Regions from separate parts of the Mus musculus genome. Here all the other regions are linked to region 4. The links are chromatin loops, found by intact Hi-C in ENCODE. Cell type or tissue: left cerebral cortex. All regions are shown on one strand.

Region 1 (8,000 bases), 91 kb before region 4:
GATTGGGTTACCTCACTCAGGATGATATCCTCCAGATCCATCCATTTGCATAAGAATTTCATAAATTTATTATTTTTAATAGCTGAGTAGTATTGCTATACACATACATATGTATGTATAAGTATACACAAATATATAAATAAAGCCTGTAAAAGCAACCCCCCCCCACAAAAAAAACAACCCAAAGAACAAAAGCATTTGTGGATATAGCCCAGAGCTAGTGAATGCAGGCCCACCACCCCTGCTTCCATGGGGGTGGGGCAGGGATCAACACCAAGCAGAAGATTTGTATAGACACTTTGTCGAGAAAAGTATAGCTGAGTGACATGTGATCACACAGAAGATGCCTGGTACTATTCGCCATTAGGAAATAAATGTAGGCTTTATTCTTTTTATTCATTATTTAACAGTAATTAACAGTAATAACGCGGTAGCCTTTGTGGCATATTCAGACATATGTGTCATTAAACTTTGTTCTAAAACATTCACTTCCCCAGCTGCCCTCCCCCATGCTCTGCCCTCAGGCAGCTCCTTCCTTCCGGAAGATAGTGCCTCTTATTGAGAATCAAGGGTTCACTCTGCACCTCTGGAACAAATGAAATTAAGAGTTCAGTACACAGTGCTTTAAAGAATGGGACCCAGGCTCTAAGCAACACCTCTAGCACCGAGCAGTCATTCTGGAAGCCAGTTTGATTCTGTCGCAGAAAGCCAAAGGTACACTTACCCACCTTATCCCACTGTCTCATTTCTAGGTGAAATAGGAAAAAAAAAACGTTCACACAGAAACATTTTATGTAGATACACTTATAACAGCCCTAAGCTATTCAGATGGAAGGAATGAGTAGAGATGGCTCACCAGTTAAGAGTACTGGCTGCTTTTTCAGAGGACCTGAGTTCAGTTCCGGAGGTGAGGGGTGCACAGTCACCTGTAACTGCATCTCTAGAAGGACGGACGGACGGACGGACGGACACACACACACACACACACACACACAAGGGAGGTCAGGGAAGAGAAGGGAAACAGGAACGTAAAGGAAGACTAAGAAGAATGAATGTTTCTTAACGGGGCGGGGTGGGGGTAGGGCTGATAAACTATTGTAGAGTTACACCAATGGGGGCGGGAGGAGGGAGGGGGAGGGGAACATTAAGAAGAGAGGGAGGAGGGAGGAGTCCTTGCTAAGGGTAGGGACAAGCTAATTGATTGCTTGTGCCTTGGTGTAAAGTGCCTTTTTGCTTTTTCTGGCTGGGGTGTTTGGTAACTTTGAACTCAGTTAAGAAACAGTTAATATCTGTAAGAGATTGTGTTAGGGATGCCCACCTGAAGAAATAATTACCACAGTTCAGTACAAAAGTCCCTCCCGCCCTCCGCGATTCTCACATCCGGGAAAAGGTCTGCGGCTTCTGGGACCGGGGCGCTGGGACCTGTTCAGAGCCCGGAGCTTCGACAGGACCTGGGGATGGCGTTCGGCGTCGCCTTCATGTCGCTCGGCTCTAGCGACGTGGCACGGGAGGACAGCCCGGGCCTCGCCCTGCGCGGTCCCCGAGGCCCGGGCGCGCGGCGTGTGCGGGGCGAGCGGGCGGGCGCGGGAGGGACGCCGCAGCTCGGCTCCCGCAGGCGCCCATGGCCCCGCCGCGCCCGCCCCGCCTGCTGCCCGCGCTGCGCGCCCTGCTCTACTGGTCCCTGGTGTACGGCTACTGCGGGCTGTGCGCCTCCGTCCACCTGCTCAAACTTTTGTGGAGCATCGGTAGGGCGCCGGCGCAGACCTTCCGCCGGGCGGCCCGGGCCAACCCTCCGGCGTGCCTGAACGACCCCTCCTTAGGGACTCACTGCTACGTGCGCATCAAGGTGAAGGCCGACGCGGGCCTGGAGACAGGGGAGGGAGAGGGACGCGGGTGGGGAGCCCTGGAAGCCGCGGTGCCTAGGGCGCCGGGCCGATTGTTCCTAGATGCGTCCCGATGGCTGCGGGCACCCGGAGGACCCCAGGGGGAGGCAGGAGGGACCTGGCCAGGGGCTGTTCCGCGGGTCAGTATCATGGCTTTCCACTCTCTCCTTAACCTATGTGTGTGTGTGGAGGGGGGGAGGTGCGTGTTTCAGAACGTGAAATTTCTCTAACTGGATCCTCCTCCTGCTGAAGCAACTCAGAATAATTCTGCTCCCTCTCCTACTGCAAGGAGAAGCTATCTCCTGTTACCTTTTTTGCCTTTTAGGGCTCAGATCAGTTGCAGGATAATGCTCCTGGCGGTGCCCTGCTGTCCAGATTTTGAGATGGAGGGAGTGGACAGTTCTTTGGAAAGTCATTTCTAATCTCAGATGACCTAGGCAGCACTAAAGGATAAGAAATGGTTTGTGTTTGTGAGGAAGGAAGTAGGTGCAAAAAGTCAAAAATAGGAGAGAATGGAATACAAAGTAGGTACCCACTTCTTAATAAAGCTCCATTCTCTGTGCTTAAATAAAAGTGTCAACCGTGCCAACAGATTTTCATTGTCCGTCCTCGTCCAAGCTTCTGTCACAGCCCACAGACGGTCTATTTCCTGATGCCAGGTGGTGGAGTGATACAGTCTCTGTGATACGACCTACAGTCTGACTCACAAGCCTTTCAAAGGCAACATACAAGGAGATATTTGTGTTACTGAGTCCTGCCTGACGTTTAATCAGCAGCTAAACTCCCCAGCAACTGGGATTCAGAAAGGCAAAAGGAGCCTGAAACTGATGTGAGAATTAAGTATGTTCATGTTTCGAGAAGAAGGAGAGGAGGAGGAGGAGGAGGAGGAGGAAGAGAACCACAAAGAAAAAGAGAAGAAAACATAGGCCAACGGACCTATAACTTAGTATAATTTATAATTCATCATTATAATTATCAACCTGGCATATACCCAGTGCGATAAAATCTTTATTAAATCCAATCTGGTGGCCCTGGCATTTTATTCTTCCAAGACTCACCACCACTAAAATAATTTTTAAAAGATAACAGCCAAGTCACATTTGTTAATTCTGTCCAACTTAAGGATGAAACACAGCTTATGACTCTTCCTGGATTCCTCAGAATTACTCTCTTTTCCCCTCAAAAGCAGAAGGAAGAAATAGTGGTGACTCTAGTCACCTGTATACTTCATTCCTCTTAACTTGTTTATTTAGTGACGCCGGGGGACACATTGGTCATGCCAGGCGAGTGCTCTGCCACTGAGCTACATCCTTAGCCCGCTCATGACTCCCATGACCTTCATGACTTATGTGACTTACTTGGACCTCATTTAGGGGAAGGGACGGCAGTGCTGGGGACTGAAGCTCGGGTCTCATGCTTGAAAGGCAAATGCTCTGCCACTGCTCTGCAACCTCAGCCCTTGGGCCTTGTTTTCTTAGTAAGGTGGTGGAATCAAGGGCAATGACACGCCAGAGACAGAGTCCATGGCCAGCTTTGACTTGTGCTGTCTTCCCCTCATACTTGCAGGGATTTAGCTTTTCTCTCTTCCTTTCTTGTCTATGCTCCCATATCCTTGATGTCTGCAGCATTCTTCTCTTGTTCCCAGTCCTTTCCTTTTCTGGGGTTAGTCATCTCCCAAATGTGGCGTGAAGTCTTGGGCACTGATATAGTCCACTGTTAGAAACACAGATGTGACAGAGGGAGCAGGCAGGAAAGGAGAGCGTATATGAAACACTCAGATCGCAGTGTGGGAAGGAGATGCCTAAAAATAAGAGAAGGGGGTGTGAATTACATAAGTGATACTGCAGCTCTTGACAGGCAACTGAGGAAAAAAAATATGTGAGATACACTTTGCAACATTGAAATTCAGATCAGAATTATTTATGTATCCTGCAGGGGATAAAACGTCACACCTCACAAAGACGAAAGCTACATTGTAACATTGCTCCAGAAGCTCAAAATATATACACAGACCTTGTAACAGAGCAAGTAAGGGGTATTCCAAAGGGAATACCCACAAAGGTGAATTAGTCCCTTTATTCTATTGATAATATGTTGTTAATATTTATTTCTTGATATTAAAGTAATTCAAGCGAGAATGTTTTTAGTAACAGGGAAATACTAAATGTCTTAGTTTGATGTTGCCTGCTATCACATACTCCATACTCTTCCACTTTCAGGACTCCGGGTTAAGATTTCACTATGTTGCTGCTGGAGAAAGGGGCAAACCGCTCATGCTGCTGCTTCATGGATTTCCAGAATTCTGGTAAATTTACCAACTAACTTGTTTCTTTCGCATTAACACTTAAGATTCTGGCTCAGTTCATTTGATGCTGCTGTAAAGGAATAGAGTTTGTTGTTGTTGTTGTTGGTGGTGGTGGTGGTGTTTTTGTTATTGTTGTTATTGTTTGTTTGTTTGTTTTATTTTGGTTTTTGCTTAGTTCTGGAGGCTGGGAGGTCCAAGATCAAGATCCGATGTGGGCTGCCATGTTGAATGATCTTATGATAGAGGGTGGAAAGGCAAGAAAGCAACAGAGGGTAAATTAGAGGTTACTCCCATGAGGTCAGATCTAACTCTATTATGACCACGGTTAAATGTCATAGTTTTACAGGGGCAAACATTCTAAATGTAGAACTTATCATGGAATCCCTTTCTCAAAACGGCAGGCAGATCATTTCACAGGGTGAAATCTCCTGAATGTCCCTGAAGTCACAGCAATAGTTTTGCTCCTAATCTAAAAACATACATACATATACAACCACCCTAATTTTTGGAGATCAGCTGTTGCTGTGTAGCCCAGCCTAGCTGTCTTAGTTTGGGTTTTGTTGCTGTGAAGAGACACCATGACCAAGCAACTCTTATATAAAGGACATTTCATTGGGGCTGGCTTACAGTTTCAGAGGTTTAATCCATTAGCATCATGGTGGGAAGCATGGCAGAGTCCAGGTAAACATAGTGTTGGAGGAGCTGCAGACCACAGAAAAAAACTGTGTGTCACCCTGAGCTTAGCCCCAAAGCCCACCGTCAGAGTGACACACTTCCTCCAGTGAGGCCACATCTCCTAATAGTGCCACTCCCTATGGCCAAACTTTCAAACACAAGAGTGTATACGCCATACTATTCAAACCACCATACTGGCCTTGAACTCATACCCAAGCTCTCCAGTCTCCCAAGTGCTAGGCTTACAGGTGTGCACCACCATCCCTAACTATGCTTTTTCCTCTGAAGATTAAAAAAGTCTAAAGTTTCAATTTTCTGAAATTTCAAGTTATAAATTGAGTCAGGGAAAGAGCTGAAGCAGAAACCCTGACTTCCAGTCAGTGGTAGACTGCTACCCGGAACCGTAAGATGAAATAAACTATTTCCTCCCCAAGTGCTACGGTCCAGATGTTTTATCACAATGCAGGATAGTCAAATAGAAGAAGGACCCTATGTATCACTCAACAACATTTCTGCAGAGATGCTGTGAGAGTAGAATCAAATTACCTTCGTATCACCCCAGCCAGTACTCCAAATCTGTCCCTTAGGGGCCTGGGAAGATGTCACTGGGTAAAGCAGCCACTGCTCAGGTATTCGAGCCGGGCGATCCAGCATCACTCTGGTCTCTGCAGGTGCCTGCACATACATTGCAGACAACCACACAGACACAAAACTAAAGAAAAGTAAAAAGAACACAGTAATTTTTAAAATCCAGAAGCACCATATAGTAATGTGCTGTGTAGATTTAGCACTGTTACCCGAGACAGCTGAGAAGCAGCAATCTATGTACTTACTATCAGGGCAATAGTTAATGCATGCTATCACACGGGACACGAAAGCAATAGGATTCTACATCTGCCAGGGACACAAAAGCAATAGGATTCTACATCTGCCGCCTTAAATCCAGAGGAAGTGTTAGAGAAGATAACACATCTGTGGGAACTTTAGCTAAATCAGCCCAAAATATGGCTGTTTGTCAAAGGATTTTTTTTCTCTCTCCCTCTACCTCAATTTGCATCTCTTTTAAAAATATTTCAAGCTGACCCAGGCAATTTCTGTGAGTTGCCTCCATCTCCAGCTGCCTGGGATGCTTGTGTAAACACTCCCAGGCAGAGACTCACTCAGAGGCTCCTCATCCTGAGCTCAGCACAAAGGAGGCAGTGGTGTCACCTTTTCAGAGGAGGACAGACAGGATGCCCAACACCGCAGTGTCCTGCCTGGGAAACCAGGATCCTGAAATATGCTAACAGAAATGATAAGGGAAGAGGTTGTCTTGGTGTTTGCTTTTCTGCATGATCTCTGCTATTGTCTGAAACGGTCAGAAAAGCTAGGCGTGCTGGCAGCACATGTCTGTGTTCCCAGCATGGCGAGGCCAAGACAAAGGAGCCTGAGGCCAGTTGGGTTTACATAGCAGTACCAGACTTGAGCTGCTAACAAGATCTCATTTCAGGAAAACAACAAAACCACTGCCAACAAAACAACAACAAACAAAACAAAACAACCCCCCCCCCAAGGGTATGAAAATAGTCTTGTTTCAGTGTGGTAAGGGTTGTTTCTGTGATGTGCGACAGGGACAATGTTTTGTTACTGCAGCCATTTCTGTTTTAGTTTATGGCTGAAATGTGAGTCAAATATGTTACTATGTATGTATTCCAAAAAAAAGGATATTTACAGTTATTCTTTACAGACTGGGAGGAGCTGAGTAGGTGCTTTCTGTGCAAGCACAAAACCCTGAGTTCAAGCTCCAGGACCCATGTAAAAGAGCCAGGCATGACACTTAAAACCTCAGCTATGTGGAGGCAGGCGCACACAGGTCACAGGGTTCAAGGTCGTCCATTCCAGCTAGTGGGAGACCCTGTCTCCAAGCAAACAAACCAAGGTAGCAGCTGCAGAAATGGCTCAGCAGTTCAGAGCACTTGCTGCTCTTGCAGAGGACCTGAGTTAAGTTCCCAGCACACACATCAGAGAGTTCATAACCACTTGTAACTCCAGCTCTAAGGGATCTAAAACTCTCTTCTGGACTCTACAGATACCTGAACTCATATGCACGTGCCCCTACACACACACACACACACACACACACACACTTAAAAGTAAATCTTTAAGCTGTATGTATACATGTATGCATGTAGGTATATATGTATATGCAATGCATATATATATGTATATATGTACTTACACACACACACATATATATACATATGTGTGTGTGTGTGTGTGTGTGTGTGTGTGTGTGTATGCAAGTATGCATGAATACTTGTGGAATGGATGAGACAGGTGGTTGGGTCCAACAAAAATGTGAATGTGTTAATGTGTAAATGAGAATGTTAATGAAAATGTAAATGTGTGTATGAATGTTTCTGTGTCTATGCATATTTGCTTGGGTAAAAGTTTTCCTTCTTAGAACAAGTGTGACTTTCTTTTCCTGGTTCAATAAAAGTTAATCACTCCAAGCCTCCCTCTCACCTGGCCATTGAGAGGTGAGGGTTCTCAGCAAGAGAGAAAGGAGCCTTAGCAATAATTCCTCTACTGATACACACACACACACACACACACACACACACACACCCGTCAGTCATATGTTACTGATTCAGCCATTTGCTTAAGCAGTCTGCCGAACTGAAGGCATGTGGGCATGGGGCATGCTCCAGGGCCCTGGAGTGTGCCCAGTCACATTAGGGAGATGCTCCAGTCCCAGAAGTTCTGAGGGAAAAAATCCAACTTCCAAATTTAGGTTGGGGAATTGATCTCGCTGGGACCTCCAAATGTTAATTCAACAGATGAGAGGTAAAAGACTACCAACAAAAATCATGGCCAAATTAATTAAAACAGCTTTTTCTGTTATTTGTGTACATGGGCTATCTCCCCCTAAGGTGAGGTTCAAGAGATTAGTATTGGACATGGGGAAGATAAAGGGTTTTATAGCTCAGAAGTAGAGAGTTTCCAAACGGGGATTTGGCAGGCAACTAAGGGGGCGTAACAGGAGCAGAATATAAACATAATAAGTTGGCCATAACAACCACCTGAAACAAAGACATGGTGCAAGGTGGTCATAGCAAAGTAAACATGACAAGGTGATCACATCAAGTCTTTTAAAC
Region 2 (8,000 bases), 49 kb before region 4:
CACATAAAAATAATGATGCAATGACAGAAATGCTGTAATAGAGGTGTGGACCTTGTATAATGGGACTGAGAGAGGAGCCATTAGCCTGCCCTTAGGGGAGTCAGTGTCTCAGGCAGCTTGCCAAGCTTTCACTGTAATGGATATCTTTCCCAGTACATGGTCCTCCCATGGTCCATCGGTGTGATTGCCAATTATATCCTGCAACACAGAAATCCTCCGAGAACCCATACCTTGATGATACTGGTGATTTGGCATAGTGAAATAAAGTATTTTAAGTAGGTAGAGAGAAGAAATACATAGTACGAAGAAGCGAATGAATAGATTATGTTTTCTGTTATTTTCTATTTTTCAGTTTATGTAGACATGTAATCAGTGGGCTTTGCCATAACTATGCATATACACTAGGGATTCAAATGGGTTACGTCCCGAGCCTGTCGTTTAATGATAGATGAGAACATGATTGATTCCTTTGGGTGGGAATGAGAAAGGGCAAAACAGGTGTCACGTCCTTGACATCCAAGGCTGCATTTTAGACTTTGTCATTAACAGAACAAAGTTACTAGTTTCTTTCTTTTCTTTCCTTTTCTTTTCTTTTCTTTTCTTTTCTTTTCTTTTCTGTTTTTTGTTTGTTTGTTTGTTTTGTTTTGTTTTTGTTTTTCAAGACAGGGTTTCTCTGTGTAGCCCAGGCTGTCCTGGAACTCACTCTTTAGACCAGGCTGACCTCAAACTCAGAAATCCACCTGCCTCTGCCTCCCAAGTGCTGGGATTACAGGCATGCGCCACCACTGCCCCGCTGTTACTAGTTACTAATCTGGATTGTCTGATGTTGTGTCTGGTTTGTTGTGTTGACTGTTTACAGTTTTGGTTGAGTTTTAGTATGATTTTTGAACAATTAGTTCATTAATAAAACTTAAGAAGGTACATTTTTAAAGAAAAATCAATGTTAGCAGCTGTCTTAGGGTTTCTCTTGCTGCAGTGGAACACCATGACCAAAAAGCAAGTTGGGAACAAAAGGGTTTATTGAGCTTACACTTTCCACATTGCTGTCCCTCACTGAAGGAAATCAGGACAGGAAATCAAACAGGGAAGGAGCCTGGAGGCAGGAGCTGATGCAGAGGCTGTGGAGGGTGTTGTTTCCTGGCTTTCTGCCCATGACTTGCTCAGCCTGCTTTCTTGTAGAGCCCAGGACCACAGCCCAGAGATGGCACCACTCACAATGGAATGGGCCCTCCCCCATCAATCACTAAGAAAATGCCTTACAGCTGGATCTTATGGAGGCATTTTCTCAATTGAGGGTCCTTCTTTCAGATGACTCTAGTATGTGTCAAGTTGACATAAAACTAGCCAGGACAGGGCAGAAAATACGTTTTATTACTAGAATGAAGAAAATATTTTAAATGTTTTTACTTCTTTCATAAATCCTCTTTGTTTTGACTGCATTTCTAAGTATGCAGGTTGTTTTAAACATGTTACCTGTTTTTAGCATCACTAATCCAACTGTAACCTTTTTCCCTAACAGGCTTTTAAGGGAGGAAATCCACACAGACACCATTCTTTCTGTCAGTGGCTCGCTGTTCAAAGTGCACAAGGCAGTCTTGTTAGCCAGAGCTCCTGGCTTTCATTCCCATATCATTGAACACACATCAAGTGACCTAACAAATGAGCTTGTTCCTGTGGATGGTGTTGAAGCTTCAGAATTTAAAGCATTTTTACAGTAAGTGCCTCATCTTACATTCAACTATGATAAACAGTTGACTTTTTAAAAATGCATGTGCATATTCTCATTATGTCCATACTCTAGTCAAATCTTTCCATTTAAATGGCTTTGTTAATATTTGAGGCTTTGTATTGGCAAACTCAAGACTGATGCACTGCTGGATGTGGTTTATATGCCTATGAGTCAGCATCAGAAGGCTGAGGCAGGAGGATCACAAGTTTGAGGCCAGTCTGGATTGCATACAAAGACTCTGTCATGAATGAATGCTTGAAGAATGAGGTCTTGTCTCAAATGAATAAATAAATGAATAAGAACTTGATCCTGGTGCATGCCTTCAGTCCCAGCACTTGGGAGGCAGATCCATGCAGACCTCTGTGAGTTTGAGGCCAGCCTGGTCTACTGAATGAGTACCAGAAAGCAGAGGGGAAAGGAAAAAACCAGTCCTGAGGGAGAAGTGAATTCTGCATTTCCTGGTAGTTTCCTTTTCTACCCACCTCCTTCTCTTCCCCCCTCCTCTCTGGCCCCCTCCCTCACTCCCTCCCCCCTCTCCTCAGCTCTCCTGCACACACCAGCAGACCAGCTTTGCTGTGGAGGTTCTTCCCTTCTACCATGTGGGTTCCAGATACCAAACAGGTTGTCAGGTTTGATGGTAGGCGCCTTTTTCCACCTCTATTTTGCTGTTGGCTCTTCATTTTAAGCTCTAACAATTGCTTTGTTTTTGTTGTTTCTAATGTGAAGCACCTATACTTTAAACACATTGTAACTATAATTTATTTAAATTTATTTATTTATTTATTTATTTATTTATGGTATAGCTAGCTAGCTTGTCATTGAGTTCAAATATCAACTTAAAAATGTATGCCTTTCCCCTGGCACAGCACAGTTGTGGTAAGGACAGGCTTGGTAGTCAAGCTGAATCTACCACATCTAACTCTATGAACTTGTACTGACCACTTATATTTACTCCTTATCCAAAAAGTACATATACTGAAATACTCCTCATTGAATCATCTTAAACCTAAAGGAGATAATTATAATGCCCTTAACACGGTGGTCTGGCACAAAATTTAATGGATATTATTCACAGCAGTAGACACTGTAAAATACAGCTGTGGACTGTACATTTAAAAGAAAATCCTGGGAAGCCAGGCATGGTGGTGCATGCATTTAATCCCAGCACTTGGGAGGCAGATCCAGGCAGATCTCTGAGTTCAAGGCCAGACTGGTCTACTGAATGACTACTGGTCTACTGAAAGGACAGCTAGGGCTACACAGAGAAACTATGTTCCCAGGAGGTGGGGGGGGGGGGGAAGAAAGAAAGCAAGGGGGGAGGGAAGAGAGGAACAAATGAACTGGATGGAAGGATGGATAGAGGAATTTTAATCCAGCAATTTGGCTGCTCTGTTAAGGGATTACATCCAAAGACCTTCTAGGTCTATATGATCTAGCTGGAATTCAGACACCCCTAGATTACAGTGTTATCTGTCTAGAATTAGTCATGCCCTTAGTACATACCTCTAATCTTTAACAATGAAGGTAAGGTTAGTTTGTAGAAGGAAACAGCGGAGTTTGAAAGTGATGTCTAGTTGAGGGACAGATAGAATCAGAGAAAGGTTTGACAGCATGAGTCAGAGATAGGATATGCCCAGCTCTCACAAGAACAGCACAGGAAAGAGAGGCTACTAGAGACAAGTGGGGGTGGGGAACACACACACACACACACACACACACACACACACACACACACACAGAGAGAGAGAGAGACAGAGAGACAGACAGACAGACAGACAGACAGAATGGTGTGTGTAGCAGTTTTACCAGGATAGTTGTACAGAGACAGGTTGCAGAGACCAAGCTAGACACAGATGAAGACAGAACGAGCCAGGGAATGAGGAGCCAGAAGATTAGAACAGATTGCCAAAGGTAGTATGAGGCCAAGCATAGCAATTCAGTGAGAAGCCAAGAGAAGCTGCATTTAATTAGTCATCCTGGAAGATTAGATTGTACAGAGGCTAGAAGCTTCCAGGACTAGACCCAGGATAGTTAGAGAAAGAAGCGCTCTGGGCTCAGCCCAAGCTGTGTATTTGCACAGCTTGGGTACGGCTCTTATCCCATCATCTGAGACAACAAGTCAGAGATAAAAGTGACATTCACAAGGAAGGAAGGAAGAAGGGAAAGGCCTGAGAGTAGGCCAGAGCTTACGCAACAGGGAAACAGAGAGATCACATTAATATTAACTTTTATTTGCCATCATTAAAAGTGATAGGGAAGGGAACTGTAGCGGGGGCTCAGTGGTTTAGAGCACTTGTTGCTCATGCAGAGGAACTGGGTTCAATTCTAAGCATATACATGGTGGCTCACAACCATCCTAACTAGTTCCAGGGGATCTATTACCCTCTTCTGACTTCCATAGGTACCAGGCACCCACATGGTATACAGGCACACATGCAGACAAAACATTCATACATTTAAAATAATATAGTTAAATATATTTTTTTAAAAAGGGATAGCGAGGGCTGGTGAGATGGCTCAGTGGGTAAGAGCACCCGACTGCTCTTCCGAAGGTCCGAAGTTCAAATCCCAGCAACCACATGGTGGCTCACAACCACCCATAATGAGATCTGACGCCCTCTTCTGTAGCTGTCTGAAGACAGCTACAGTGTACTTACATATAATAAATAAATAAATAAATAAATCTTTAAAAAAAAAAAAAAAAAAAAAGGGATAGCGAATAGGCAAGCTGTGGTGGGACACACCTTTAATCCCAGTACTGTGGGTCAGAGGCACGTAGATCTTTGTGAGTTTAAGGACAGTCTGCTCTGCATAGTGAGTTCTAGAATGACTCAGTGTATGGGGGTGTGAAGGAAGCTCTGCGCTTGAGGACAGGGCTGGAGGGAGACATCTGCCTTCTCCTGTGCATTGTCCTGTTGTATAATTGCTCTCAGCTTCAGTTTTCTCAGCTCGGATAAGGAAGCTAGAATAGCTGGTTCTGTGCTTTATCCCATAATCACACTCTGTTCATGCTAAGTAGTCATGGTGGGTCTGTGGTTATGCAAGCTCCTTGAACTTGGATTGTCTGACAATGTGTACTTCATGAGCCACCTCAGCTACTGCTTTGCATATAGAAAGCGCTTATGATGTGTCGCCTCTATTTGTTTTTTAGTAGATTACGTTGAAATTTGTCATTAACATAAAGCCTAAAGGGCATATTATAATAGAAAATGATTTAGATTTTTCATTCTTTCCTTTTATGTTTTCTATTTGATTTTGAGACGGCATCTCACTGTGTAGCCATGGCTGGCCTGGAGCTTGCTATGTAGATCAGGTTGGAGTCACACTCCCAGAGCTCCACCTGTCTCTGCCGACCAGTGCTGATGTTAAAGACACGCACCATCACAGCTGCCCTGATTCAGACTTTTTAAAGAAAAAATTTGGTAAGATAGCATTTTGAAGTTTTGTGACATGAAATGCAATCATCTGTAAGGCGCTTCACTTTATTCATGAAGCTACTGAAACTCTCTCCTGCATCCTGGACTCTGTAGTCTGTGGTGTGCACTCTGAGTATAAAACAAAGCTCTGAAACACTGACTCATCTGCCCTTTGGAAACCGGGCTTTTGAATCACCTTAAATTCAAGTTTACCTTAAGATCATAAAGCAATATTCAGTTTTCAAAGAAGATTTAACAGTGTGCTTAGTGTGAGAGTATGTGTACGCACGTGAAAGAAAAAGGACCTCAGAGTTCAGTTTGGCCTTAGTAACCTAGGACTGCTACCATAAAGTGTCAGTCGGCTCAGCACAGGCCCAGGACAGAAACTCCTCTTCTCTCTGCTACGGCTCTTGTTACTCAGGGTGGGAGTGGGTAGTAGATTATTCTTTAGCTGTGTTTTCTGCATGTTGGGTAGGTATTTAGTCCAGAGCTTTGTTCATGCTAAGCATACATTCTACCACTGAGATACAAACGCCAGCTATGTATTTATTTTAATTTATTAGTTTATTTATTGAGAGGCGATCTTGCTAAGTTGCCTAGTCTGTCTGTGAGCTCTTGGGCTCAGGTGGTCCTCTAGCCTGAGGTTACAGCAGCTGCCACTCAGCTGAAGCCATGTATCCTTAAAAATATTTCTGAGATTATAGTTACAACATTTAGCCATGTACTCTTGATGCTTTGATTTCTGGAGTCTCACTTAGTTTCTTACTATATCAGAGGAAAGATTGCCCCTTCCAGGGTTAGCTGATTCCTACATGTAGCAAATGACTTGCCTGTAAATACTTCTTTCATTTGTAAGCCATCCAGTCATGAGTCCATGTACACAGCCACATACCTTCTTTTTTCCAACGCTCTCTTCTAAACACCAGGCCAGGTAGCAGATGGTGAGAGATCAGCCCTTACTCACATGCCCGCCCACAATGATTCCTAATCCTGTTCAGGTGCCACCTCATCTTGCTCATTCCCTCCCACAGAAACCACAAGCAAGGCTTTTGTTTGTGCTTTCTCATTTCCCTCCCTCTTGACCAACTCTGGCTTTCCCAGATGGCCCTGTGCAGCATGCACATGAGTGTGCATGTACCTGTGTCTGCAGGGGCCAGAGGGGCAGCACAAGTTTTCCGATAGCGCTCCACCTTACTCGCTTCAGATGAAGTTCCTTACTAAATCAGAGGTTTGCCAGTTTGGCTAGGCTGGCTCCCCAGCAGACACCCAGGATGCAACTGTCTCCATCCCCCAATAGGTTAGAGGACTGTGCGCCATGCCGTCATTTTATGTGTGTTCTGGGAAGCTGAACCCAGATCCTCATGCTTGTGCGCAAGCGCTCTTGCCCACTGAGCCAGCTCCCAGCCCCTCTCGTCTTAAATCCTGCAAGTCCCCCTCCACTCTTACAGTCTCGCTTACAAATTACAACCATGCCAAGAGACCCAATCAGCCTCATATGTGGCTTTTGTCCTTCATTCTGTCTGCACAGTGAATAATACTGACTTTCTCTTGTCCAGCCACTCCCGATTTCCTGAAGTAAATCTTCACTGGTTGTGTTGTATAATCGTGTTCCTATGTTGCTGGGTGCAGTTAGCTGTCAGTTTGTTGATGTTTTCCTTCTCATTTCCTTCCTCTTTCCCTTCTCTTCCTTTTTTCCTTCCTCTTTCCCTTCTCTTCCTTTTTTCCTTCCTCTTTCCCTTCTCTTCCTTTTTTCCTTCCTCTTTCCCTTCTCTTCCTTTTTTCCTCCCCCCTTTCCTTCCTTCCTTTCTTTCTTTCTTTCTTTCTTTCTTTCTTTCTTTCTTTCTTTCTTTCTTTCTTTCTTTCTTCCTTCCTTCCTTCCTTCCTTCCTTCCTTCCTTCCTTCCTTCCTTCTTTTGAGACAGAATGTCTCTGTGCAATCCTGGCTGCACTGGAGCTTGCTGTGTAGACAGAGCTCCTCCTGCCTCTGCCTCCCCAGTGATGGGAAGGTGCGCTGCACTGTGCCCAGCTGAGGATGTTTTCTTATACTAATCATAAGAAGTGGCTAATTTTTTCTTTTCTTATGATTTTTTTTTTGGTCTTTTTTACCTTGTCTGCTTTAACCCAGTAATCCTGGATGTCAAAAGTTAGTTGGGACATGTTTTTCTTCTACATTTTTGTACATGAAAATTATGAAAGATTTAATTCTTAAAGAGTTTAGGAAAGTTGCCAGCCAGGCCATCTAGTCCTGGTTTTTTGTTTGTTTTTGTTTTGTTTTGTCTGCAGGGCCTTATACATGTTAAGCAGTTACCACATCCTCAACACCATATGCCCTGGATGTGGTGTTGCACAGCCATAACCCCAGCACGTGAGAGATGGAGGCCACTCTCTGCAGCATAGCGAGTTCAAAACCAGCGTGGGACACAGGAGTTTTGTCTCAGAGAAAAAGACCAAAAAAAAAAATCACCTTTATTTTAATTAATATTTTATATTTTGTCTTTTAGGATTGTATATTCATCAAACAAAAACATAAAAAACTATGAAGAGGAAATTGTTAAAAAACTGAAAGTGGGAAGCTTAATGCCAGAAAAGGGGCCAGACGTCAGCTTCCCGCGGTATAGAACTTCGTCTGACTGTTTTCTTGGGAAAGGTGAAATTCCAGAGGATATTACTGGTGGAGGTGACTGCTTTATTTCCAAGGGTGAGATGTTTGTTGGATTTTCATAAAACTTTACAGCCATGTGCTGAGATATATTCTGTAATAGCGAAGAGCATGTTGTGGAGCTGCTCTGCCAGGCCTTGATTGTTTAAGAGGCCTGGAAAGGGGAGGCCATACTGCAGTCACCTTCCCATTTCCCT
Region 3 (8,000 bases), 59 kb before region 4:
TAAACTGATGATATCTGCGGGTGCCCTTCAACTACCCATGGAAGCTGGCTTGGTGGAATTTACAAAAATCAGTCAGAAATTGAAATTAGATTGGGACAACATCCACAAGCACTTGGACCAATATGCTTCGTTTGCGGTCTCCTCAAAAGGAGGCAAGATTGGAATTGAAGCATTCTCACGTTATTTAAAACTCCCAATTTCAGAGCCCTTGAGACAGCTTTTCTCTCTCTTTGACAGGAATCAGGATGGCACCATAGACTTCCGAGAGTATGTGATAGGTCTAACTGTCCTGTGCAACCCATCCAATACGGAGAAGATTCTGCAAATGTCATTTAAACTTTTTGATCTTGATGAGGATGGTTATGTAACAGAACGGGAGTTGACAACTATGCTTCAGGCAGCTTTCGGAGTGCCAGACCTAGATGTTTCCACACTCTTCCAGCAGATGGCTGGCAAGGATTCAGATCAGGTTTCATACAGAACTTTTCGGAGGTTTGCCCTGAAGCATCCAGCATATGCCAAATTATTTCATTCATACATAGATCTCCAGGCAGCCTATATATACTCATTACCAAGAGAAGTATAAACATTTCCCTAATATTAAGATGTTCAAGGCATCCTTGGAAACAGGAAAAGAACTTTTAGGTGGAAATGATGAACTAAATAAAAATTATCCTTTGAGGAAAAACTCAGTGGTTTTTACTCTAAGTAACATGGATACTGTCTTGGAAAAAGCAACTTGGGTAAGGGCTTCCATCTTTGAGGAAAGCCAGGCCAAGCACTCAAGCAGAAGTAGAGATGGGGACCATGGAGGGGTGCTGCTTACTGGCTTGCTCCCCGTGGCTCACTCAGCATACTTATACAATCCAGGACCATTTGCCCAGGGAAGGCACCATTCACTATGAGCTAAGCCCTCTCACATCAGTATTCAAGAAAATGTACCACTGACTTGTCCACAGGCTGGTCTGATGGAGACAATTCTTCAGTTGTGGTCCTTTCTTCTCAAATGGCCCTAGCTTGTGTCATGTTGACAGAAACTAATACACACAGATATTATATGTAAAATATGCTTGAGGAATTATAATGCCTTTCCCTCCCTTAAGATAATGTTCATTGGGCACAATGGCATATGCCTGTATTCCCATCCACCCAGTAAATAAGAAGCAGAAACAAGGCTTTACAACCAAGCAAACAGACTTAGACTTAAAAAGATTTACAGCTTGCGTTGGGGTTTTCCTTTTCATTGATAATAAACTGTCCTCAAGCTCCTGTTTTCATTCTTAAATTATTTTAACATGAAATTAAGAACTCCAAGAAGGGGGCCCTGGTTTTCCAGGTATTATATAGTGGCTCTCTACTGGGACTCCCTAGGATTTCTGAGAGAATGGATGGGTATCCAGGAGGAGGGAAGCCTGTGAGCTGCAATAGCCTAGAAACTAGCACAGTGCAGGAAGAGGGGTTGTGGGGGGTGAGTAGGACTCGGAGGCCAGTATGGATACTGACATTTATACCAGGTGCTTGTGAATAGGGAACTGTAGGAGCCTGGATGGATTTTGATCTGCTGATAGGGATCCCACAGATGTATGTCAATAGAGAACTATACCACTTCTACCAGAGGCAATGGAAATGACTCCTTTTTGGCTTACAAGGAATCTAGTTCACAACTTCCTGAGAAATATTTAATCTAAGTGACAGAAATATTTCTACAATCCAGCTTGAGCTGAACTTAGACTCAATTTTGGACCAAGCCAGGGGCCTGACCTTATGGGGTGTTTTAGGGTACCCTTTGGACCTGACAATACATAATGGAAATTTACTTAGCTGTAAAGAAAAAAATGTAATGACGTAATTTGCATGTAAATGCATGGAATTGGGAAAATATATATGGAGGTAACTTGGGTGCAGAAATAAGAACACTTTATAAATGGATGGCATGGCATGGTTAAGGGGAAGGTTTTATTACAGAAATGTGGGAGAGAACAGCTAGAGGCATCTGGAAGAGTCTAGAGCAGGGGGAGGGGTAGGCTGAACATGATCAGCAGACTGAAACTGGGCTTGAGAGAAGCAGGAACAACAGAGATAGATAGATAGATGACTGAGATAGATAGATGATAGAGAGATTGATAGATAGGAAGGAGAGCAGAGGGAAGGAAGTAGGAAAGAAGAGGGTGGGGGAAAGCAGGGGTGGGGTGGGGGGAGAGCATAGCCAAAATAGCAGGGTAAGCCCATGAGCTGGAGACATTTACTGTTGTGGAGGAGGTAAGAAGGGCAGCATGTTGACACGAACTCTGAAATATGTAACAGGTACTTGTGATAATGAGGGAGCCTGGAGGCCAACATGAACTTTGGTATGCTAACACACACCACAAATGGCTTCACAAGTTCCCGAGGAATGCTGGACTTTTGTCTAACCACCAGAATTTGGAGAGATGGAATTTCATTTGGGCCTGACATATCGCACATTTGCATTAATAAAAGCAGATCCTAGCTTGGAGTCTTTAGAGCCACACGCTCGACTTAGAATAGTATAAAAGCCTTACAATTTAAGGACTATTGGGGTGGGGAAGCCCTCAAAAAAATGGCAGATAACTTAATAGTTGTGATATGAAACCAGATGGGGCAGTGGAGTTAGGCATGAAAACAGGAAGCTGTGAATCATGAGAGGGTTAACCTTCACTTTTTTTTTTTTTTTTTTTGGTTTTTCGAGACAGGGTTTCTGTGTAGCCCCGGCTGTCCTGGAACTCACTTTTTAGACCAGGCTGGCCTCGAACTCAGAAATCTGCCTGCCTCTGCCTCCCAAGTGCTGGGATCAAAGGCGTGTGCCACCACGCCTGGCCCTTCACATTTTCTTAATCCAAATCATTTATTCCTCAAAGCTAAGTAGGTGTAATGAGCACAGTAAAACAAAACAAAACAAAACAAAACAAAAAAACATGCATTTTAGATTTGTAAAAATAGCTTAGCCAGGAATTCCACTGAACTCAAGGCTGCACCTGATAACCAAAACCTAGTGGCACCACTTAGATAATTAGACACAGCCCTAGAATCCCGTTGACGCCAGTAGATAGAATGTAAACAGAGATTAAGAGTCTGCCCTGTGGCTGGAGAGTCTCTCCCAGGATCCTGACCCTTAATCAAAGACTGTTAGAGTCGTCTGATACAGGCTGACTCCATGACAGGCTTCAAATTGGCAGTCCAGGAGACTAGGCCTAAGAACTGGGCAAATCCAGGCAAGCCCAGGCAAGTCAGTTACTAGAAAAAAACCCTGGCTTTAGGCAGCTGGTCAGAAACTGCCCTGCCATCAGAAGCTGTCCTGCCACCTGGCCTGAAGCAAGGGCAAAGGGTCAACAACAGTTTCCATCCCCCACACCCTGGTAACGGAATATTCTTAGAGATGGAGCAAGATGAAGGTTATCTATCCCAGAATCCCCTAATGTGCTTAAATCAGGCCTGCGAGCTCACTTGATTGTCTCTGTCTTGGTAATGGGAGACCCCAGCATGCTGGACTTCTGTAGAATAAAACACTCTTTGTGTTTACATACTATTTGAGTCCTAGGTATCATTCCTTGGCGAATCATGGACCCTTATATAACCTTCAGCTAAGATACATCACCCAGTTAAGCAGCCTTAGGGAGATGGCCTTGGGACCATAGGAATTTAGGGCATGAACCTTATGTGATGACCCTCGGCATACTAAAATATAACTTGTGCTATACCAACTATGCCTATCTACCTCCTTGCTCAGGACATTAATACTCACTACTGGAAAACTCTTGTGATCCCATCCCCCACCTTACCCCCAACCCCCATCTTTCATAAAGAGGGCAGAGGATGCAGACACCCCAGAAAGAACACATACAAATTCTTCTCACATTGATTTCAAGTCACTTCTCCATAACACTCATTAAACGGTTGACTTAACACCAACCAGTAAGAAGAAAGAACAGATTACAGCTCTGGGGACCTTCCCTTCAGGTCAGTTAGGAGGGCGCAAACAGGCCAATGTAAACAGAGCGAGTGCGCCTGCGCAGCAGCGCCCGGTCACGTGGCTACGGGCTTTGAGTCCTAGGCGCGCGGTGCCTGGTCCGCAGCATTTAGGGACCGGCTGCAAACTAGGTGGGGGCGGGAATTTTCCTTCCGGGGCGGATTCGGCTGCGCGCTGTTGGGCTCGGGAACGCCCCCGTACCGGTCCAGCGCGGCCTGGCACCGGGGTTCTGCGGCCGACATGGCCCACTGTGGAGCGGGAGGTGCGGCCCCGGTGGCCCTTCTGAGTTCCCCGGGGCATGGCAGGAAGGGGCTGCCCAGGAAGGGGCCCGGGGAGCGGCGCCGGCTGAAGGCGGCGGTGTCGGAGCAGCTCAGCCGCGACGTGCTCAGGTAGGAGGCGGGAGCAGCGCTGCTCACTCCCTCCCCGCCTCGCTGCAGTCTCGCTGGGCGCCTCCCTCCCAAGGAGGCTCAGCCCGACCCAAGGAACCGGTGTCTAGGCACTCAGAAGGAGGACAAAAATTAGACCTACACGATGCGTTGCAACCAGTGTTTCTAAGGTTCACACACCGGCAGTGGCTGTTGCTGAGTTCGGGCTGCGTCCAGACCCTGAAACACATACCATGTCTTTAAAAAGTTGGAAGAAAAATTATTCAATTAGGAAAACGAGTGTTTTCTTGACATGAAGGACCGAACCGTGTGCCTTTAACGGGGCAGCTCAGGGTCACAGCTACCATTAATTCCTCTATGCTCTTAGCAGGGAAGGCATAATTCTGACAGGTGGGCAAGATGAACCCGGCCATCAACTAGTGGGGGAAACACATACTGCTGTACTGAAAATAATTCTGGCAATAGCTCTGCTGTGCAAACCTCCCATCCACCCAAGTGGTCAGACTTGCAGACTCCTGTCTCTATTTAAATTGTTCAAAGTGCAGACTGGGGCTGGAACTCGATTTAAAGATGACGGCATATATGAAAATGCATCTCCTAAGGTGTGTATATAAGTTAGTAAAAATTTACTCAAGGCCAGCTCTTCCTTAGGCATTAATTAGCCATACGCAGACCTGTGATAAGTGCGGGAGTGATTTCTTACTGGGAATGCGTATTCTTTCTATAATAGTGTGGGTGATGAGAACCAAACCCAGGCCCTCTGCAAGAGCAATGCTGCTAACCTCTGGATCATTTCTCTCTTATTGCACAATACTTTCGTTTGCTTATTTGGGTTTCGTTGTTTTGTTTTTTGGGTTGTTTTTTCTCAATGTAGCCCAGACTGTTCAGGAACTCACTCTCTAGACCAGGATCACAGATCAGCCTGCCTCTGCCTGTCATTAGAGGCATCTGCCACCACACCTGGCTTTATTCTACAAATCTTACTGTGAACAACTGTGGAAATTTGGGGATCTTCACGTTGAGCTCATATGTTTATCGGGAAAAAAAGCTGAGGTCCTCTTCTTCATAGTCTTCATAGTCTCATTAATAAAATGATTTTAAAAACAGAGTCAATAGGCAAGCTACATGTCTTATCAGCTGCCTGGAAGCATGGGGAAGAGAAAGCCGTGCCTTTTATATCAGGTCTAAGAAAGCTGGTAGGCTACCCAGTGGAGAACAGCTGCTGTGTGATGTGTGAGCTACTTCCAAAGAACAGTGAGAAAGTCCAGAGTGTATGGGCCAGTGTCTAAAAGAAAAGGATAGAAAGGAAAAGAAAACCTTATGCTTTGAGTTAGGACTCAGAAAAGCAGGCAGGTTTCTGTTGTTAGAGGAGCCCATTTGCCAGTGGTGACTACTCAGACACAGTTTCTAGCCAATTGAAAGTATTTGTTCCTATTGGCTGGGACCTAAGTGTACTCCCAAGCATTTAGGTGAGGGGCTTTTAAAGCCACTTCCCCTGTATTGTGCAGCTGCAGGGGGAATTTTGCACAAGCAAACACTGTAACAGAACTTGAGCAGTTAACTGGAGGGGAGGTCTGCACAGTAGGCAGTTTAACAAAAAAGCTAAATTGGCTGGAATCTGTTGACCTTGGATTCCTACAATAGAGTTGGTTAACTTTTTTGTGGGATTCTCTATCAAGGAAACCAAATGTTAGTTAAACCTGAAATGGCCTCAGCAAGAATATGAGATGGAGGAGCCTCTGCGCTGTCTTGCGCTGTCACAATGTCATCATGCTGCAAGTGGCTGCACTGAAGGATGGGCTTCTGGGGAGGAAAAGTATATTATCTCAATATTCCTTCTGGGGGTTGTGCATTCTTAAAGGTACCACTTGCTACCTGGATTATCATACAATTTCTCCACAGAAGTTACCTTGCTTAACTAGCACATGAAGCTAATGTCAGCTTAGTATACAATCCAGTTCAGATGAGATTAAAGTATTGAGATTTATGATAAAAAGCCAAGGTCATATAAGTAGATTTGAGCCTGTCCTGGTTAGTTTTATGTTAATCCGACACAAGCTAGAGTCATAGGAAAGAAACTCAATTGAGAAAATGCCTCTCCAAGATCCAGCTGTAAACATTTTCTTAATTATTGTTTGGGGAGGGTCCCGCCCATTGAGGGTGGTGCCACCCCGGGCTGGTGGTCCTGCACTCTATAAGAAAGGCTGAGCAAGGCAGCAAGCAGTTCCCTTCTGTGGCCTATGCATCAGCTCCTGCCTCCAGGTTCCTGTCCTGATTGAGTTCCTGTGCTCACTGCTTTTTAGTCCATAGAACTGAGTAAAATAAACCCCCTTTCTTCCCCAAGTTGCTTTGGTCGTGGTGTTTCACCACAGCAATATTAGTCCTAACTAAGGCAGATTGTTTTATCTTGAAGATATTTGTGGTTATGGCAGACAAAATGACAGAATGTGAAGGTAGATAGGTTAAGACTGTAGATTATAATAGGGCATTCTTGTGTACTTAAATATTTGGGATGGATTCTGAGGGTAGTTCAGAGAACTGTTGGTGTTTCTAAAAAAACAAACAAAACAAAACAAAACAAAAACCAACCAACCAAACAAGAAATAGAATTAACATTGAGATCTTGACTTTGGGAAAAGAGAAATTAGAAACAAACAAGCCAGGTAAGAGATTTTATGGTAGCTGAGGGCTACATGCTGGCAGTGGAAATGGAAAAGTTACAGGTTTGTTGAGTGAATATATGTGGGCGAGCCGAGACAGGGAAGAACAGGAAACAGCTCCAAATCCTAGGACAGTTGAAAAAGAAGTATATATGAGTATTCGGGAGGCTGTATCCTGACGACAACTAGACGTGCATCTGAAGAGATGAGCTGAAGAGAGCTCAGACAAGCAAGTACAGATGAAGGATTGGTGGCATCACCAGAGCCCAGGTTATCTATCCAGACCAGAGATTGTTCACCTTCACTCCTACATCCAGCCAACGCCAGTTACTACCCACACGTGTTTTCATTTCCTCCTCTCTGCCATCATGGACCCCACCTAGCTCAGGCTCCTGGCATCATCTGTTTGTACTGTAAGGTGGTTTGTCCTCCTCGCTTCAAGTCCCGCTTTACCCAGCTAACGGCTGATAATTTGCCTGTTAGTTGGCTCTCCTCTTCTAGGGTCTGTATACGTTCTTTGCCTCTTTTTCACCTTCATGTCTGCAACTGCAGAGTCAGATAGGAGGATGTGGGGTTCGGCTTTAAAAGCCCCTTGCTCTTTCCCACACCCAATCTGCACACCCCCCCCCCCCCCCCCCCCGTGGATCAGTTGGTTTGCCTTTCGGAGCGAAGCCAGGAGCTCCCTTTCCCGTTGTTTTTGTAACCGATGCTTAAACGTCTTTAAAGATCACACTTAGTAAATGTATTTTTCAATTTGATCTTTTTTTTTTTTTTTTTTTTTTTTTACTTAGTCACTTTACATCCCACCCAGTGCCTCCTTCCCAGTCACACCCTCCAACAATCATTCCCCTCAACTACCCCGCTTCTTCTCTGAGCTGGTTGGGGCCTTCTGCTTATACCCACATGCTGACACTTCAAATCTCTGCAAGGCTAGGTGCTTCCAATCCCAGCAAGGCCAGACAAGGCAGC
Region 4 (8,000 bases):
GTTAGAATCACCACACAATCCAGGTCATGACCAAAACCAGCTTAGGGGGGGAACCCTTCCATACATCACTCCATCACAGTCAGGGCAGGAACCCAAGACAGGAGCTGATGCAGAGAGGTGTCATGGAGGAGAACTGCTTACTGGCTTGCTCCCTGTGGCCTGTTCAGCCTGCCTTCTTACAGCAGCAGGAAGAACTTCCAACCCAAAGGTGGCATTTCTCATACAAGTTGAGCTGGGCCCTCCCACACAGTTACCAATCAAGAAAGTATACCATAGGCATATCTGATCTGGGAATTTTCTCAATTAAGTTTTCCTTTTCCTTCTGTATTCTCTTGTGGCCTTCAAGCCATATCATCACTTATAAAGGCTGCTTAAGCCTCTCTGTCTGTCTGTCTGTCTGTCTGTCTTTCCCTCTCTATCTTCCTTCCCCCACTTTGTCTCTCTCCCTCTCCCCCTCCCTCTGTTCTTCCCTCTCTCACTTCCTTTTCCCCCTCTTCTCTCTCTCTCTTCTCTCTCTCTCTCTCTTCTCTCTCTCCTCTCTCTCTCTCTCTCTTCCCCCCTCCCCCCGCTTCTCTTTTTGTCTCATACACTCCTAATCAGCCCCGTCTCTCTGACTAAGCATGGGTAGTAACGTGAGACCATGTTACACAGAGGGTGAATGCAGGGGAAGCTGGGAAATGACATGAAGTGCCGCTCATGTCATCTAAATGTTGTGTCTCAGCCAACGAAGGGCCTTGTCACCTACTGTTTTGTATTGGCTTTCTGCATTATTGCGTAGTTACTCCTGTTCATGAAGGGAGTTACTCCAGCTGTAATTTGGTTCAGTAGAAACATTATTTACTACACCAGTGGTACCCATAAGTCATGTATGGTTCATATGTCACATGTTATTTTTGTGAAATTTAGTATAAGACAGGTACTGTTATCTCAATTTCACAGAAAAAAACAGGCTGGATGTAAATGACAAGGTAAAGCAGATTTAAAATACATTGCTGCCATTCTAAGATATTTAGATGTTTAGGGTCATGTCAGTTTTATTTATAATCTAGCACCATCTGCCCAGGGGTGGCACTGCCTAAAGTAAGGAGGGCCTTCCCGATCAGTCATTAATTAAGAAGATAGCCATAGGCCAATCTGGTGGAGAGACTTTCTCAGTTGAGTTTTCTTCTTTCCAGATGACTCTCGCTTGTGTCAGGTTAACAAAAACAAAAACAGAACAATAATAGCAAAACAAACGAAGGACAACTAACAAGGGCAACTACCCAGGGCAGTGTCTCCTCATAATACCTTATATTCACTTTGAGTTTTGAATCGTATTACCCTGAATTAAAATTTTGTGTTTGGTCTAGAAGTATTACATTTTTACTTTGTACTTGAAGGTATTTAACATTTAGGGTTCATCAAATATTCAGATCAGTATGGAAGGAGTCTGTACCATCTGTTATCACTTTAGCATGTCCATATTTTAGTTTCCTAATAGATTCCAAGCTAGGCTATCTACTATACTCAATCTTACTGCCACTGAACATACCAGTGTATATATAGTAAGCAGTAGGGAGCACCTGCCAGACTTGCTTGCATAGCTACATGCGGCTGGCTCCACAAGTAACAGAAGAGCACAGCAGGTTATTCCCCCAGCCTCAGTGAGTACAGCTGCTCAGGACGCCATCACAGGAGGAAAACGAGAGCTGAGGATGGCTCCACAGTCCAGGCAGCAGCTCTTCTTCAGAGGACCCAGGTTCAGTTCCCAGTGCAGCATATCAGTTCACAGCCATCTGTCACTCCAGTCTGGGGGTTCTGATGCCCTCTTCTGGTCTCCAAGGGCACTACATGTTGTGATGGAGACTCATACATGAAGGCAAAATAGCCATACATATAAAACAAGAATAAATAAGTAAAAAGCGTGTGTGTGCGCGTGTTGCCTGTGATGATCAGAAGGCAGTGCCAGAGCCTTTGGAACTGGAGTTATGGGTATTTATGAACCACCATATGGGTGCTGAACTAAGTCCTTTGCAAGAGGAACAAGTGCCCTTAACTACTGGATTTTTTTTTTTCCAACCTAGCAGAGTATGTTTATTCTGTTAAGACAATTGAAACGATATGCATTTTAATGAATTATTGTTAAAAGTAATAAAAAGTTTAAGGTTTAAGGGTTTAATGTAAAATACCATAAAAATCTATTATATAACCTCAGAATCTGGTCATAGTAGAAATCCAGTAATCATAAAGTTTCTGTATTAACCCAGTAGTCGTAGGCCCTGCAGTCCAGCAGTGAGCAAAAGCAGACATTGAACATACATATGTTATGTTCATATTTGAATAATTTTGTTTGAGTTAAGAGCTTAAAGGAGAGAAATAGGTTCAGAAAGAATGTGGTGTCTGTGTAAGGATCAGGACTTAACCAAGAAAATACCTTGGTTAAGTTCTCAATGTTTCAGAGAAGGTCCAAGCTAAGTATTCAGTCTTCCATTTTATTGCTGTGCGAGAAACCCATCCCACAGCTGAATAGCTCAGAACCATAATCTGTCATTTCTACAACTGAGCTGACGGTCTGACCCTCCTGCTGATATTCTCTAAGATGACTCCTGTTGCTACAAGGGGCAGGCAGCTGAGCTGCTGCTGGGCTCACTATGCAGTCCTCTGTTTGATTTGTCTAGAAAGTTATTTTATGAATAATAATACCAGCTAATTTTTCCAAGTATTTCTAACATTCTAGAATCATGGGAATGCTGCTTTTCTTCTAATGGAAAGTGACAGGCTGATCATGGGTTTACCCAGAGTAAAGTGGACAGAAGCAGCCCTGTCGATGGCATCCCAGCTCCAAGAAGAGTGTGTGACATTTATTGTTGAAAACTTCTCTCAGATCATTGAGAGTGAGAACTTCACTCTTCTCTTGCAGGTACTGTGTCTAGAGTGTATGCTCTGGTCGGCCCTGTCTTTGTGTTTTGGTTTTAATTGCATAAGCATTTTTAAAGTCAGGTTGCCTCTGATTAAATTATTCTGGCTTGAGTAACCTCCACAGCAGATGGCAGATTTGGAGCAGTGGTGGACAGGGTGCTGTGGCTCACAGAGGAGAGGCAGGAGGGACAGGCTGAGTGCCCTGGCAAGGCACAGTGTACCTTGGGCCAGCTGGAGCCCTCAGTCACCATGGCTACACTTTAGAGGCCCATGTTGTAAAGATAGTGCTTCTTGAAAACTCCATCTTAATAAGGAGCCACTTTCTCTAGAATTAGTTACTGAGTAAAGATGCTGTCTTTATTTCCTGGTTCTATTATCATGGCTGTATTCGCTTTTGAGAACCCTGTGCACACATATGTGTGTGGTGTGCCTCTGTGTGTGTGCGTGTATTATGCATGTGTGTGGGTCTGTGTGTGTGTGTGTGTATGTGTATGTACATGTGTGTGCATGGAGTGGGGAGTGATCATGCCCATGCAGTTTTTCAAGCAGATACGGAAGGCGACTACAGTTTCAGGTGATGCTACGTAGCCACCATGGCAGCTGCGCTGCTGTCACACTAAACACTAACATTTCTCGTGTGTTTTACATCTCTTTCATTAAGTGTCAAACTCTGTGTTTTGTAGTCACAAGCAATGAGCAGCACAGCTCATCTGTTGGACAAAATTTTTAAAGCAATTGAAGACAATATTACCGCTGAAAATAGTTGCTCTCTCCTTATGGCTCTGGACACGTTACTGAATTCTGAAAGCACAAAGGAAATGGTACTGAATGCAGCAAAACTCATTAACATATGTAATATTGGAAATGTTTAAGATTTTCAGTTGTACATGCAGTTTTAAATGTCACACAGGTCATTGAAATTAGGTACTAGACACCTTGGGCTTGATACAGCTTTTTATATATATTTGGAATATTTACTAATAAAATTTTTATCAGTTATGTTTGCCTTCAAATTAGCATTTAATAAAGGTTTAGAATTTGGCAATTTGGCTCCTTAATTCTAAGCATAGCTTGGGACTTAGCAATATTATCTCACACAATGCAACTTTGGTATTTTTCTCTGATAATTACAGTAAATTGTATGTATAAGGTGTATATTTTAGTGTCTTTAATAATTAATGTTTTTATGGCATTAGTAATTTCTTTTTTTCAAAATAAATCTTATTTTTTAAATTACATTGAGTAAGAAAAATAAAAATGTAAATATCATTTATTTTTAAATGCAGTTAATCAGTGACAATAAGATAATCATGAATTATTGGCATTTTTTATTCTACAAGAATGATAAAATGTTTCATTAGATTTATTATTATTACATAGAGTATTTGACCTTGCAATGTCATAGTTGATATGAAAAGGTTTAGGAAGGTGTTCATAAAAACCCCATTGATGTTTTAACATGTAGTTTAGAGTAGCATCTAGCTTCCTGTTCACTATAAAACCCTGTTAATGAGTAAGCCTGCATAAATAGCATGTACTCAGTGATCTTAGAAATGTAACTGATGACATCATTGATGTAGCTTAGGAGTAAGTAGATTCGGGAAGGAATAATGACTGGTTGCTATGACAATGTGGCTCACCAGCTGCTGATTTGTTGCTGGAACACAGGGCTTTACGTGCAGGATCCAAGCTGTGCGTGGTAAGCTGTGGGCCTTCCTGGTACAGTCTTTCTATGCTGTTCGTCACACAGGAAGCTGGAAACTGATGCACTTAGATGATCAGCAGAAAATTCAAGTAGGTATGTTGTTCTTCGAGGTTTTTATCCTCAGATGATGGTCTTTGTGAGAGCAGATAGTTTGAAGGCATTCTGAATGCTAGTTAATTAGCATTTGCGAGCTTCTGTTCAGCAATGGAGTGCTTCCCAAAACTAGCGATGTGTTAGGCAGCTTGGAGAAACCATGTTTTGTGTGCTGTTCTTAGAAAATGAAACTTATTTCTTTTGCATGTAATTATCAATTTTTAATCCTTCTATATATTAGCTACAATATTCTAGCCACATTTGCTTAAAAAAATAAATACAAGCATCTTTGTGGGAGCTTGAAGTGAAAGGGCACAATTTCTACAGTCAGACCTGGAAGCTTACTTTCTCCCTGGAAGGTGTATTTTACTGAAGCTTTCCATCTTTCTCACAAGAACCTTCCCTTGTGCTTCTGCCGAGATTAGATGGCTTTATTTCACAATTGATTGGTTCAGGGATGCACTGTGTGCTATTGCGGAGGGTCCCTCAGGAGCCAAACAGTGATCTCTGACATTTCATAGAAGCAGATTGAAACATTAGCATTAAACAGAAGATGTCTGTCTGTCAGAAAGGGTGTGTGCTTTAAAATGTTGAAATAGAATTCTGAGGGTGTGGAGCTAAAATGGCTCCGTGACTATTTTTAGGTTAAAGCAGGTGCCTCAGAAATAACCGCCACGTTCAGCAGTTCCACTTTTTATATTTTATGTAACAAACATTTTAGTGCTCTAAAACATGGAATGCAAGGAGGACAAATTATACCTCAGGTTTGTCAAATTCTTAAGTGATATAGTCATGGTTAGACCTGCTTTATAAAGCAACTAGATGTAATAAATTTAAACAAGAGTTTTCAAGGATATTCCCTTATTCGTGTAATACAAATCATCGATCTTTAGAGACTGAACACTTTCCTGGTTGCAGACACAGCTTTCCTTCCACAGTCTGAGGTGAAGAAGCAAAGGTCAGCATCCCTTCAGCAGGCGTCCTTTGAGCTTGCTTCTGATTGGCAGCAAACTTTGTTTTTCTCCTTTTTAGAGGAATTCACAACAAAGTTGAGTTCCAGTGTTCTGTAATCTCTCATAGTAGCAATTAGAAACCCATATGCTTGCACATGCTTACACACCTGGACAAACTGCCAGTGTGGTGCGGTTAGGCATTGTACTTCCCTGTTGTTAGGCTGCATTAGGGTAATTCTCAAATTACAAGCATGTTGACCTGTAAGGAGTCCTGACCTGTGCGTAGTTACTGCCTTGGGTCACCTTTGTTCTAACATTCTGAGGTTCTTACTGTGGTCCTGACTGGATAATTTTTATTAATTTCTGTGTGTTATTATGCCGTCATCTGACTGCTGCAAATCAGTCCTTGCTGTCTCCAGGGTTGCTTGCTCTGCCGGGCAGCATGTATCCATGGAACAGAGACTGGAGAAGCAGTTTGATAGCTGCTTTACTAAATACATGGATATTTGAGAAATGATATGTGCAAATAAATTCCTTCTTCAAAGTAAACCGTCAAGCACTGTAAGCCCTGAAACTCTGAGCTAGACTAGACCCGAGTCACATTATTTCATCTTTCTGGTGCCGTTCCAGTTCTAGTTTTAAAAGGACAAACATGAGCCTCTCAGTAATTCCCAGGTAAACCTGACTTACAAAGTGAGTTTTTACTTAGCTCAGTAGGAATGAGACGACTTGCACGATTGCTTCCTGCTTTATGTTTAGGGAGGACAACATCTGTTTCTCTTCTCTTTCTACAATCCCAAAATCAATTGTAAAACCAGAAAATATGTTTAATTTCAGCAGAGTATACCTAGAGTAATTGGATATTTTTCATATTAAATTTATATATAAAATATTGTCTTGACATTTAGAAACTAAATAAAACTGGTTATTTAAAAATTTACAGCTTGTAAAAATTCCAGCTTTTTTAAACGAACATTTTTTTAAATGTTACATTTTCATTTATGAGCTTTAAGAACATGAACTTTTCTGGACCAGAGTAAGATTGAAGTATCTTTATTTTAAAATGTGATGGTAAATAGTTTGTGCTGCTTTGGATTCAAGTGGTTTGTTTGTTTGTTTATTTTTAAATTTCTATCAAAATATAGCATTTTCTCCTAGCTTTCTATTATCCTGCACTTCTTTGCTAATAATTATGTTTCTTATATTTTTTTGTTTGTTTATAGCTGCACTTGACAAAGGTGATGACCGCAGACTTGGCAGGAAGCCTGTGCTCACCAGCTCTCAGGTACACTTCCAGCACGGCGCAGGTGCCAATGAGAACACGATGCAAATATATTATTCTACAATGCAAAATTCATGTTTATTAGTTGAAGCTATTTTTAAGAGGAAATAACAACTGAGCATTTAATATATACATTTTAAATGATGTGACTGTCCCAAATTCATTTGGCATAGGAAATATATGCCTTTTTAATTTCCTTGAAGTTCTTTTTGGCAGATAACGTATTGGCACTGTTCCAATAAGTGAGGAATTGTTAAGACATCTAGGATTCAGTTTGGTGCCTGCTTTTAGTCAGCCAGCCTTGTCACAAGAGAAGGCTCATTGTTCCAGGTTTCTCTTTGCAGGGTAAAAAGAAGCAAGTGGTGTTAAGAGCACAGTGTGCTTTATTTTTGTATTCATTTGGTATACTTTCATATAGTGTTAAAAGTAGTCAAGTACTTATAATTAGTAATTATAGCGGTAATGCCCTGGGCTTGAGGGCATGGGGTCAGACATATAAAAAGACTGCCTCCCAGTGACTGCAACATGACAAGCTTCCCAGGGGTCTAGAGAGCCACTGTGCAATAAAGCGATAGAGTAACGTGACTGCACTCCATTCTTAAAAAGAGTAACATGTGTATTCTGCTATTTTTCCTTTTAAAAAAAATATTTGATGACTTTATTATAGTGTGAAATATATTTTCTTCCTTCCAAGTGTTATTATATGGCTATTCATGTCATCAAAATATGTAAGTACAAAATTATACTAATCTATGCATAGTCTAATGATATTGTGGACTCAATTATTCAATGTTCTGATTTAGAATGTAAAGAACAGATTGCCCTTGAAAGTTTGGCAGAGAATCCTGTTTCCTCCCTCCTTATCGCCCACTAGCTAGGAACTACAACTTCTGCAGCCAGGACATAGCTCTCTTGGCTTAGAACAGGAGGCATCAAGCCCTCCATATTTCTGATTGGAAACCCAGACAATGGAGAATTTTGTCATTTTTCTGGAGTGTTTCAGAGTCCTCTTGTGCATCATGTCCTGAGCCCTTACACCATCTAACATCTAATAAAGTGAGAGTCATGG

Evidence for each region. Hi-C counts contacts between places; a loop is a spot of excess contacts. Peaks named below come from ENCODE experiments on the same cell type or tissue, not always from the same donor. Only the 100,000 strongest peaks of a DNase experiment are listed, where the experiment ranks them.
Region 1: a loop joins it to region 4, with 8 times the contacts of the local background. A loop is called at or near these places in 4 of 42 quality-filtered maps.
Region 2: it touches region 4 in a loop (4-fold over the local background); 3 of 42 quality-filtered maps call a loop at or near these places.
Region 3: it touches region 4 in a loop (4-fold over the local background); 3 of 42 quality-filtered maps call a loop at or near these places.

What each region holds. Positions count from the first base shown.
Region 1 is chr5:107,401,930-107,409,929 of GRCm38, forward strand. Ephx4 (epoxide hydrolase 4) reads left to right here and starts at 1,584. Exons shown (of 7, transcript NM_001001804.2): 1 at 1,584-1,846; 2 at 4,103-4,188. The coding sequence starts at 1,622. It overlaps Gm17202 (a long non-coding RNA gene), which reads right to left. Exons shown (of 5, transcript XR_389494.4): 3 at 3,242-3,684. In left cerebral cortex, a CTCF peak has its summit at 3,828; DNase peaks (open chromatin) are centred at 588, 835, 1,362, 1,784 and 5 more places; H3K4me3 peaks cover 4,577 bases; H3K27ac peaks cover 6,253 bases.
Region 2 is chr5:107,444,344-107,452,343 of GRCm38, forward strand. Btbd8 (BTB (POZ) domain containing 8) reads left to right here. Exons shown (of 18, transcript NM_001378266.2): 2 at 1,520-1,714; 3 at 7,646-7,842. Among named protein-coding and RNA genes, the nearest start is that of Btbd8, 10 kb to the left of the region's middle. In left cerebral cortex, no CTCF peak of the experiment used is centred here; DNase peaks (open chromatin) are centred at 3,719, 4,647 and 6,123; H3K27ac peaks cover 2,629 bases.
Region 3 is chr5:107,433,772-107,441,771 of GRCm38, forward strand. Lpcat2b (lysophosphatidylcholine acyltransferase 2B) reads left to right here. Exons shown (of 2, transcript NM_027599.3): 2 at 1-1,268. The coding sequence ends at 586. It overlaps Btbd8 (BTB (POZ) domain containing 8), which reads left to right and starts at 4,159. Exons shown (of 18, transcript NM_001378266.2): 1 at 4,159-4,374. The coding sequence starts at 4,226. In left cerebral cortex, CTCF peaks have their summits at 422 (motif pointing right) and 4,795; DNase peaks (open chromatin) are centred at 429, 4,081, 4,382 and 4,798; H3K4me3 peaks cover 1,494 bases; H3K27ac peaks cover 1,757 bases.
Region 4 is chr5:107,493,155-107,501,154 of GRCm38, forward strand. It overlaps Btbd8 (BTB (POZ) domain containing 8), which reads left to right. Exons shown (of 18, transcript NM_001378266.2): 10 at 2,717-2,899; 11 at 3,582-3,719; 12 at 4,567-4,696; 13 at 6,873-6,934. Among named protein-coding and RNA genes, the nearest start is that of Gm33885, 26 kb to the left of the region's middle. In left cerebral cortex, a CTCF peak has its summit at 1,812 (motif pointing left); DNase peaks (open chromatin) are centred at 4,569, 5,307, 5,859, 6,204 and 1 more place; H3K4me3 peaks cover 3,722 bases; H3K27ac peaks cover 3,466 bases.